2 separate regions of the Homo sapiens genome follow, and region 1 is linked to region 2. The links are chromatin contacts, found by Hi-C or POLR2A ChIA-PET in ENCODE. All regions are on one chromosome and are shown on one strand. The core of a region is the stretch at or near the end of the contact, and the rest is flanking DNA. Distances in the headings are between cores, read along the strand shown.

Region 1 (3,898 bases), core at 758-3,257, 87 kb after region 2:
TTGAAGCCACAAGTTATTTGTTTTTCAAATCTCTTATTATCTGTGTATGTAGTAATTATGTCTTCTTAAGATTCTATTTAGGAACTCAGTAAAATTAGGCAGGTGAAATAATTGGCTAAAGTTCAGTGAAGCCCTTTTGGCACTCTGAGTTTGGAAAATAGCAAATAATAATGTAAAACATTTTGTGTGCATTTGTACCTACTCACTAACGATATTCTCCTCCTATTTTGCAGGAGGAAAATGGAAGAAACGGAGATACTTTTAGTGAAGCAGAATAAACCACTGAACAGGTAACTGAGATTAGTAGTTCTATATACATTTATTAAATAAGTTAATATTTGTAAAGGCCTAGAATAGTACATAGCACATAGTAAATAGTATGTAGGTGTTTGCTGTTATAAAGTTCTTTTAAATATACGTAAGCCCCAAATAAACCAATTATACAAACCAAAAATACCCAACAAAAGCAAACTCTCCTCCTAAGGCAAGTGCGAACATCATTGGTAAGTTCTGACGTGGCCTCTGTATAGTCTGTTGTCCTGGCTCTGAGAAACGTAACTTAAAACCTCTTTGAAACGTCTTAATCTTTGAGCACCCTAAGTCCTTGAGCACCCATTCATTTTTGTCTTTGACCTTCTAAGTGTCAGATTGGTTTCCAGTTTGAAACCAAACAAACTTCTTTGAAATTCTTGAAGACGTAGTTCCAGGGGAGCATAGCATAGCTTCCAGGTGGCTACTGAAATGGCTGACAGTTACTAAAGATGGTGAGGATAGAGTTAAAAGCAGCAGCACTCCCATTTTCTGATGATGGCAGGTGATAACCTTGGAATAAGAAGCTCCAAACTATCATGCCTGCTTAGGCACTAACTTCCTGTAATTGTAATAAAATTGTTGGCATTGCTGAGACCTACTGACACCTTCAGCAAACGTTAGTAAGGGGCATATTACGTGTCCAGTCCTCTGCTTGGTGATGGGATTTGACATTGAATGGGTTATCTTTCTCCTCACTCCACTCCCATCTCTCTGGATCTTCACCAATTCCTGCCCAGATAGATGCTGTATGTCCTGCTATCCGCCTCGTCCCCAGCCTTGCTGTCTCTCCTGCCAGCTCCCCTTCAGCCCCTCAGCATCCCTTTATTCAGGGTGGGAAAAGATGCCAGAGATGGGGCTGAGAGTTGCATCTGGTAGTTAGACTTTTCTCTCATGGAGTTTATGTTGCATCTTCCTCGGCCCTGACTTCTGCTTCATAATTTACATAGTTTATTTTAAATATGATGATGTATGTTTTACCATGTCTTCCTTCGGGGATTTTGGGATATTACCTTTGACAGTTATGTTTCTGTTTTGGAGGTCTTGCAGCTGGCATTATTAGCTTGAGGGAGAGGTGGGGCACTGGGGGTGCACTGAATATCTCCATGGCTTTCAGACCTTTTTATTAGAACCCCCAGGAGGAAATACCTGTTACCTTAGGGCCCAGCACACATATTTGTACATGTGGGTATGTGGTTTCCTGAAGCTTACTTTATGCAAGCTGGGATAGAGTTTTTTAATTCTATCACTTTTTCTTTTCCCTTTTTCTCTCTTTTTATTGTTCATCATAACCAGCAAAGTGGATTTCTTAACCTGCTAGTCAGTCGGTTGTCCTTTGACAAGCTTGCAGTATTTCAGTGCTATGGTAGGGACGCATGGTTTCTTGCCCTTCTCCCTGTATTCTTCAGTAACTTCTACAGCATTTTTTTACCCCTAAAAATGCCTCAAACCTGCCTTAACTTTATTCTTTATGGGCCGAGCTCTCTCCTTCCTTTTGTAATAAGCTTCTGTTTCTATTTTCTCACCTACTGTTCCCTTCTCAACTTTCTGTCTGAACTTGAACATTCTTCTCCTCCTGATCAATACCTAAGAATGCTTTTGTTTACCGTTTCGAATAAGATCAATCCTTCTGTGCTGTTAGATACCTGGTTATCTCTTGGTTGGTGCCATGGGTTGTAGAGAGACATCTGCTGGCCCAAGTGTAGTGTTGCATTGTTTTTCTGTGCTGAATCACCTTGTCATTTTTTAGTACCTTAAACTTTCATAGTGTGCAAGTGAGCTTGTATATTGGAATGTGTTGAAGTCATCTACCTAATCTCTTCAAGCATTTTTAGCATTTAGCTCAACATCTAATTAATTGAAATGTAGTCATACATTATAACCCAGTTTAAGGAGCTGCAATCTAGTAGGGGAAAAGGATTTCATGGTAAAACCTGAGTCCTCACCTTCATGTATTTTTTAATGAGACTGAAAAATGACAGTTAAATAAAGGTTCAGATCCATTTAAAACTTTTGGAAATGATAATTCACTCTTCCAAGATAAATGAGAACTGAATTTTTTTATTTGTATAAATTTGAAAGGTACAAGTGCAGTTTTGTTACATGGATATATTGTGTAGTAGTGAAGCCTGAGCTTTTAGTGTAACCATCACCTGAATAGTGTACATTGTACCCATTAAATAATTTCTCATGCCTTACCCGCCTCCCACTGTCTCACCCTTCCAAGTCTCCAGTGATTGTTATTCCACACTGTTATGTCCACGTGCACACATATTTAGCTCCACTTATCATTGAGAACATGTAGTATTTGACTACTCACTTCTGAATTTTTTCACTTAAAATAATGACCTCTAGTTCCATCTATGTTGCAGTAGAAGACATTATTTCATTTTTTATGTCTGAGTAGTAGTCCATTGTATATATCACCACATTTTCTTCATCCAGTCATCAGTTGATGGACACTTAGGTGGATTCCATAACTTTGCTCTAGTGAATAGTGCTGTGATAAACATACGAGTGCAGGTATCTTTTTATATAATGATTTGATTTTGGGGTGATATATACCCAGTAGTGGGATGGCTGTATCAAATGGTAGCAGAACTTAATTTTTAACTGGTGTAGGTTTGCAGCTTGGTTTCTTATGTGAGAGGTATGGTTGGTGCTAGCTATAAAGCTAGTGCTGGAAAAAGACAAAATCTGAAATCTATTGCTTCTTTACTTTGAAACTCTAGTTAGATTATCACAGTGATTCTGTACCATCCTTGTCTTAGCAAAATTCTCACTGATTTCAGATGCAAGTTTATAAAGGAATTGCAATTATGTACATACATCTAAGATTTCTCCATAAATATGACAAATTTTAAAGATTATAATTGCAAAATTGTTCTTTTAAACAAAACTAAACCAACATTGACCTATCTTTGAGGGCTGTTTCTAAAGCTAACAGGCAATAAACAAGATATTGTATCCCAATTTCCTGCTTTGAAAAGATCTCATTGGAGTAGTTGGTAGTTGTAGAAGTTTCTAAATGTTTTGTTATTGAAGCCAAGTTGAAGTTGCTCATTTGATTCTTTGACTATGTCCTGATTTCAATTATGATTAACGAAGCCTTTCTGTATCCTTAAATATAACAGATTCACCAAAAATTTAGTCGAATATTAGTATTGTAGATTAACATTTTCCTATATTTTACAATTACTTTTAATTATTTACAGTTATTTTTAAAGCACATAGCACAATTCGGATTACTTTGTTTTGTGGTATCCAGAGTTTGAAAGGATTGTGAGAAGATAATAAAGCAGACTTGAAGGCTGGTGGATGCCGCAGTGTATCTGTCAAAATTATTTGAAAAAGTCACTCTCTAGGATTTCATTTTGATTTCTTTTTTAATTTTCTAAGATTATTTTTAATGATCCATAATGTGTTTTTTTCATTAGATAAATAGAACCCACACAATAATAAAAATTTTCTGATGTTTTCTTCTTAGCCTTACATTAGAGGACATGAATCCTGCTTTGGACATCTGTTCCTCAAATACATTCATTCTTCTTTGACTCACCATTTACTTTGAAGGATAATTAAACCAGTC
Region 2 (4,075 bases), core at 1,176-3,675:
ACTTCACTTCTAATTGTGCAAATTCTTAAGACATATTTTAAGCGACTATTTCTAAATAAATAAAATATTTGTAAATAGAGAGCTGGAAAATATTTTCTAACCCTCAGGTTTTATACATATGTATCACAATGTGTCTTATTTAATGCCACGTGGACCCAGGAGTAAAATCAAAATCAGTGTTTTGTCTAATAAGGTGGTAATAGGATTATTTTAGAAATGTGATGTAAAGGAATGAGCATGGCTTTAAAATCAAACAGACATGAGTTTGTCTATTTGGACTTATTTTTCTTATGACTTAGCAGGTAATTACTACCTGCTTGGAAGTGCACCAAGCACTATATAGGTACTGCCTCATTACATATTCACAAAACTCTATAGGTATTTTACAAATGAGGAAACCGGCCAGGCACGGTGGCTCACGCCTGTAATCCCAGCACTTTGGGAGGCCGAGGCGGGGGAATCACGAGGTCTGGAGATCCAGACCATCCTGGCTAACACAGTGAAACCCCGTCTCTACTAAAAATACAAAAAAAAAAAAAAAAAAATTAGCCGGGTGTGGTGGCGGGCGCCTGTAGTCCCAGCTACTTGGGAGGCTGAGGCAGGAGAATGGCGTGAACCCGGGAGGCGGAGCTTGCAGTGAGCCGAGATCGCGCCACTGCACTGCAGCCTGGGCGACAGAGCAAGACTCCGTCTCAAAAAAACCAAAAAAAAAAAAAAAAAAATGCGGAAACCAAGGCAGGGCAAGGAAGTGTTATGGTGCTTACTTCATTGTTTTTTGTTGTTGTTGTTTTTTGGTTTTTTTTTGTATAGAGATGTAGTCTCACTCTGTCACCCAGGCTGGAGTGCAATGGCGTGATCTCGGCTCACTGCAACCTTCGCCTCCTGGGTTCAAGCGATTCTCATGCCTCAGCCTCCCGAGTAGCTGGGAACACAGGTGCCCGCTACTGTGCCCGGCTGATTTTTTTATTTTTATTATAGACAGGGTTTCACCATGTTGGCCAGGCTAGTCTCAAACTCCTGACCTCAAGTGATTCGCCCACCTTGGCCTCCCAAAGTGCTGAGATACCTCATTGTATTTTATTGTGTGTGTTTATGTGTTTCTGTAATAAAAGAGTGCCCCTTAACAGAGAAGGTCTTACTCAAGAATATTGTGTTTTTCCCTGCCCCTATTATAGACTGGTATGTCTGCAATTCAACTGCTGAATATTTGATTTTTTTCTTTGTCCATGAAATGAAAACACAATACCCTTGACAAGAACAATAGTACATTACATTGTTTTGATAAAATATCATTGTTTTCTCTATATTCAAGAGTGGAAAATATATGTAATTTTTTATAAAGGGTATTATACAGTGGCACAAGCACTAAACTAAGCAACTCTGGGTTCTAGTCTCTACTTGGCCACTTTTAAACTAGTGTTAATTTAACTCTAAAGTTGTACATGCACACAACCCGCATATTCCAAGAGCTTGTTAGGTACAAGGCTTGTTACAAAGACCAGCAGTCTCCCCGCTGTCACTCCTGCCCCATCCCTTGCTCTCTGAGCTCAACTCTTAGAGCGGATTGTTCTGCTTGTTTACCTCCAGCTCTCTAAACAGGCATTGCTCTATCCTCTTCTTACTTTTTCAGTGTTAGGCATTACCTTTGACCTCTCATGATAAAGGAGAATTTATCTTTTTTTTTTTTTTTTTTTTTTTTGAGATGGAGTCTTGCTCTGTACCCCAGGCTGGAGTGCAGTGGCGCCATCTCGGCTCACTGCAAGCTCCGCCTTCCAGGTTCATGCCATTCTCCTACGTCAGCCTCCCGAGTAGCTGAGATTACAGGTGCCCGCCACCGCGCCGGCTAATTTTTTTTGTATTTTTAGTAGAGACGGGGTTTCACCGTGTTAGCCAGGACGGTCTCGATCCCCTGACCTCGTGATCTGCCCGCCTCGGCCTCCCAAAGTGCTGGGATTACAGGCGTGAGGCACCGCCCCGGCCAGGAGAATTTATCTTATGCACCCCCACCCCATGTGCATAGCCCTTTTCTTTTCATTATAATTACATTTTGAATAATTCAGCATTTACATTGTTAGGACTTTGAAAACATTATTCCCAGCTGAGTTATATAATCTATGGTTGCCTTTTCTTTCCAGCACAACTTTTTGTTTTCCCTGGTGTTAATAATTCTTTTCTTTTCTTTTTTTTTTTTTTTTTTTTTTTGGAGGAGGGCTTTGTTTGTTTGCTTAGATTTTATGTACTTTTCCCGTGTTCATCCCTAAACTCTTCCCCCGGTGTAATCTACTTGTGTCGAAAGTGTTAGGGTGCTCTGAAACAGCGTTGTCAGCCTGCAGGCAGCCATCCTCTCTGGCTGTGTTGTCTTTTCTCGAGTTAGCTGGAACTCTCTGCTGCCTCCCAGAGGGACGGTGAGACTTAGAGTCTGGCTGAACGTGAAGCCCTATTTGTTTGTGACTAAGACTGCTTGTCAGCAAGAACTGTCAAGAATGAGTCTTCTGACAGGCAGAAGCACTAATTAGCTTTTACCGTGACCAGTCATGAAGAAGCAGAGTAGGTAAGTAAAGGTGCCAGGGGTGAAATGAAGACCACATGGTATATAAGATATGTGCAAACAATAGTTAAAACAGAAAGAATTGTTTTTCTTTCTTTCTTTTTTTAAAAATACCTTTTTAAAAATAATGGAGATGGGTGGGGGGGGGGGTTGGGAGGAGGGTCTTGCTATGTTCCCCACGCTGGTCTCGAACTCCTAGCCCCAAGCGATCCTCTCACTTCAGCCTCCCAAAGTGCTGCGATTATAGGCATGAGCCACTGCACCCAGCTGAGAAGGAATCTGTGAATTGCTTCTCATTGATTGTTACAGGAAATGATGTTGGAGACATGAATGATCTAATTAATGACTCTTAGCTTTGTATATATTTTGTTTACCTCAATCATAGATTTGGTCTGGTTGTGAATCATGTCTAAGATGTTACTTTTGGGGTCGTCATTATTACATACATGGGAGAAAAACTAGAGGGCAGAAGGAGTCTCTACTATTTTCATTAATAGAACAATTTGCTACAGAACTGTTTTAAGTATTAAATACACAAAAGCTGCCATTCTAGATAGCTAGCAGTAGGAGGCCACAGAGATCATGATTCTGGTGGAATCAGATTGAGTCCTGCAGATTTCCTATTGGAATTGGAAAAGAAACCAAGGGTAAGTAGTCTAGTTGAAATGCTGTAAACCCTTCTTAAAATTCAGGATCAGATAAACTAGATTAAAAATGCCATCCTGTTTTTCATAATGCAGTAACAAATGAATCTAAAATGTGCAACACCACTTTCTTATATGCTTGTGACATTCTTAGTAAATAAAACAAGCAGAGTAGGTATACTGATGTATAACCACCACTTTTTTCCATTGCACTTCTGATTTTTAGTTCTTGAGTCCCCAGTCCAGGCCCTGATTACTTTATGTCCAGATGACTTTCATAGCCTTCTAATGACGCTTTATATCTTGTACTCCTCCACTTCATTCTATGTATTGAAAGCAAGAGTTTTCATCAGAAATGGTTTCGTCACACGTGTCCTATGATAAGCAACCTTTAGTAGTCTCCTGTCAAATAGTATTTCAAGTCCAAGCCTCTCCATTCATTCATTCACTCATTCATTCTAGACATACATATCGGGTGCCTTTACCTGGGCTAAACCTTGGCTCTCAAGACAGACACTCGGGTATGCCCCCAAGAGCTTTATATTTGCATGTGCATTTTCTCAGTGTTCTGCAGTCTCTGTTACGGCTGAGTAAACTTACCTTGTCTCCCCTAAATTTTTACCTTTGTGCCTTTAAACATAAAGCAGCGTCTGTCATTTTATAATTCTCTTCTTTCAGAACTGCCTCTGGTTATTAAAAACCTGATCTACCTCTATTACTCTATGATCTTTCAGCTTTGTGTTATTTAATTTACACCATATTAATTTCATTTATTTCTAGTTTTTCTCTATTAAAATTCTATGTGTGTGCTGTTGCTTAAGTACAAGGTGGTCTTTTATTTCTTTACATTTCCTGTTAATGCCAAATAGCGTAAATTCCTTCT

What was found. A loop is a pair of places that touch in the nucleus more often than their neighbours do. ChIA-PET counts read pairs that join two places held with the same protein, here RNA polymerase II (POLR2A). Pooled maps may share reads with other maps.
Region 1: a loop to region 2 is called in a pooled map, with 4 times the contacts of the local background. The contact joins two enhancer-like sites. A Hi-C loop is called at or near these places in 8 of 50 pooled maps. POLR2A ChIA-PET finds 5 or more read pairs at or near these places in 7 of 52 experiments (A673, B cell, OCI-LY7 and 4 more).

The regions. Positions count from the first base shown.
Region 1 is chr7:130,980,445-130,984,342 of GRCh38, reverse strand. LINC-PINT (long intergenic non-protein coding RNA, p53 induced transcript) reads left to right here. Exons shown (of 8, transcript NR_170176.1): 4 at 234-290. Among named protein-coding and RNA genes, the nearest start is that of LINC00513, 69 kb to the right of the region's middle. Within about 2 kb of position 2,007, at least 6 of the 41 ENCODE cell types and tissues checked have a DNase peak (open chromatin) inside an H3K27ac peak, as active enhancers do; they include B cell, where a contact is called at or near this core.
Region 2 is chr7:131,067,726-131,071,800 of GRCh38, reverse strand. The region is part of intron 2 of LINC-PINT (long intergenic non-protein coding RNA, p53 induced transcript); the gene reads left to right. Among named protein-coding and RNA genes, the nearest start is that of LINC-PINT, 40 kb to the left of the region's middle. RefSeq lists a cis regulatory region at 1,748 and an enhancer at 1,676-1,820. Within about 2 kb of position 2,425, at least 21 of the 41 ENCODE cell types and tissues checked have a DNase peak (open chromatin) inside an H3K27ac peak, as active enhancers do; they include B cell, where a contact is called at or near this core.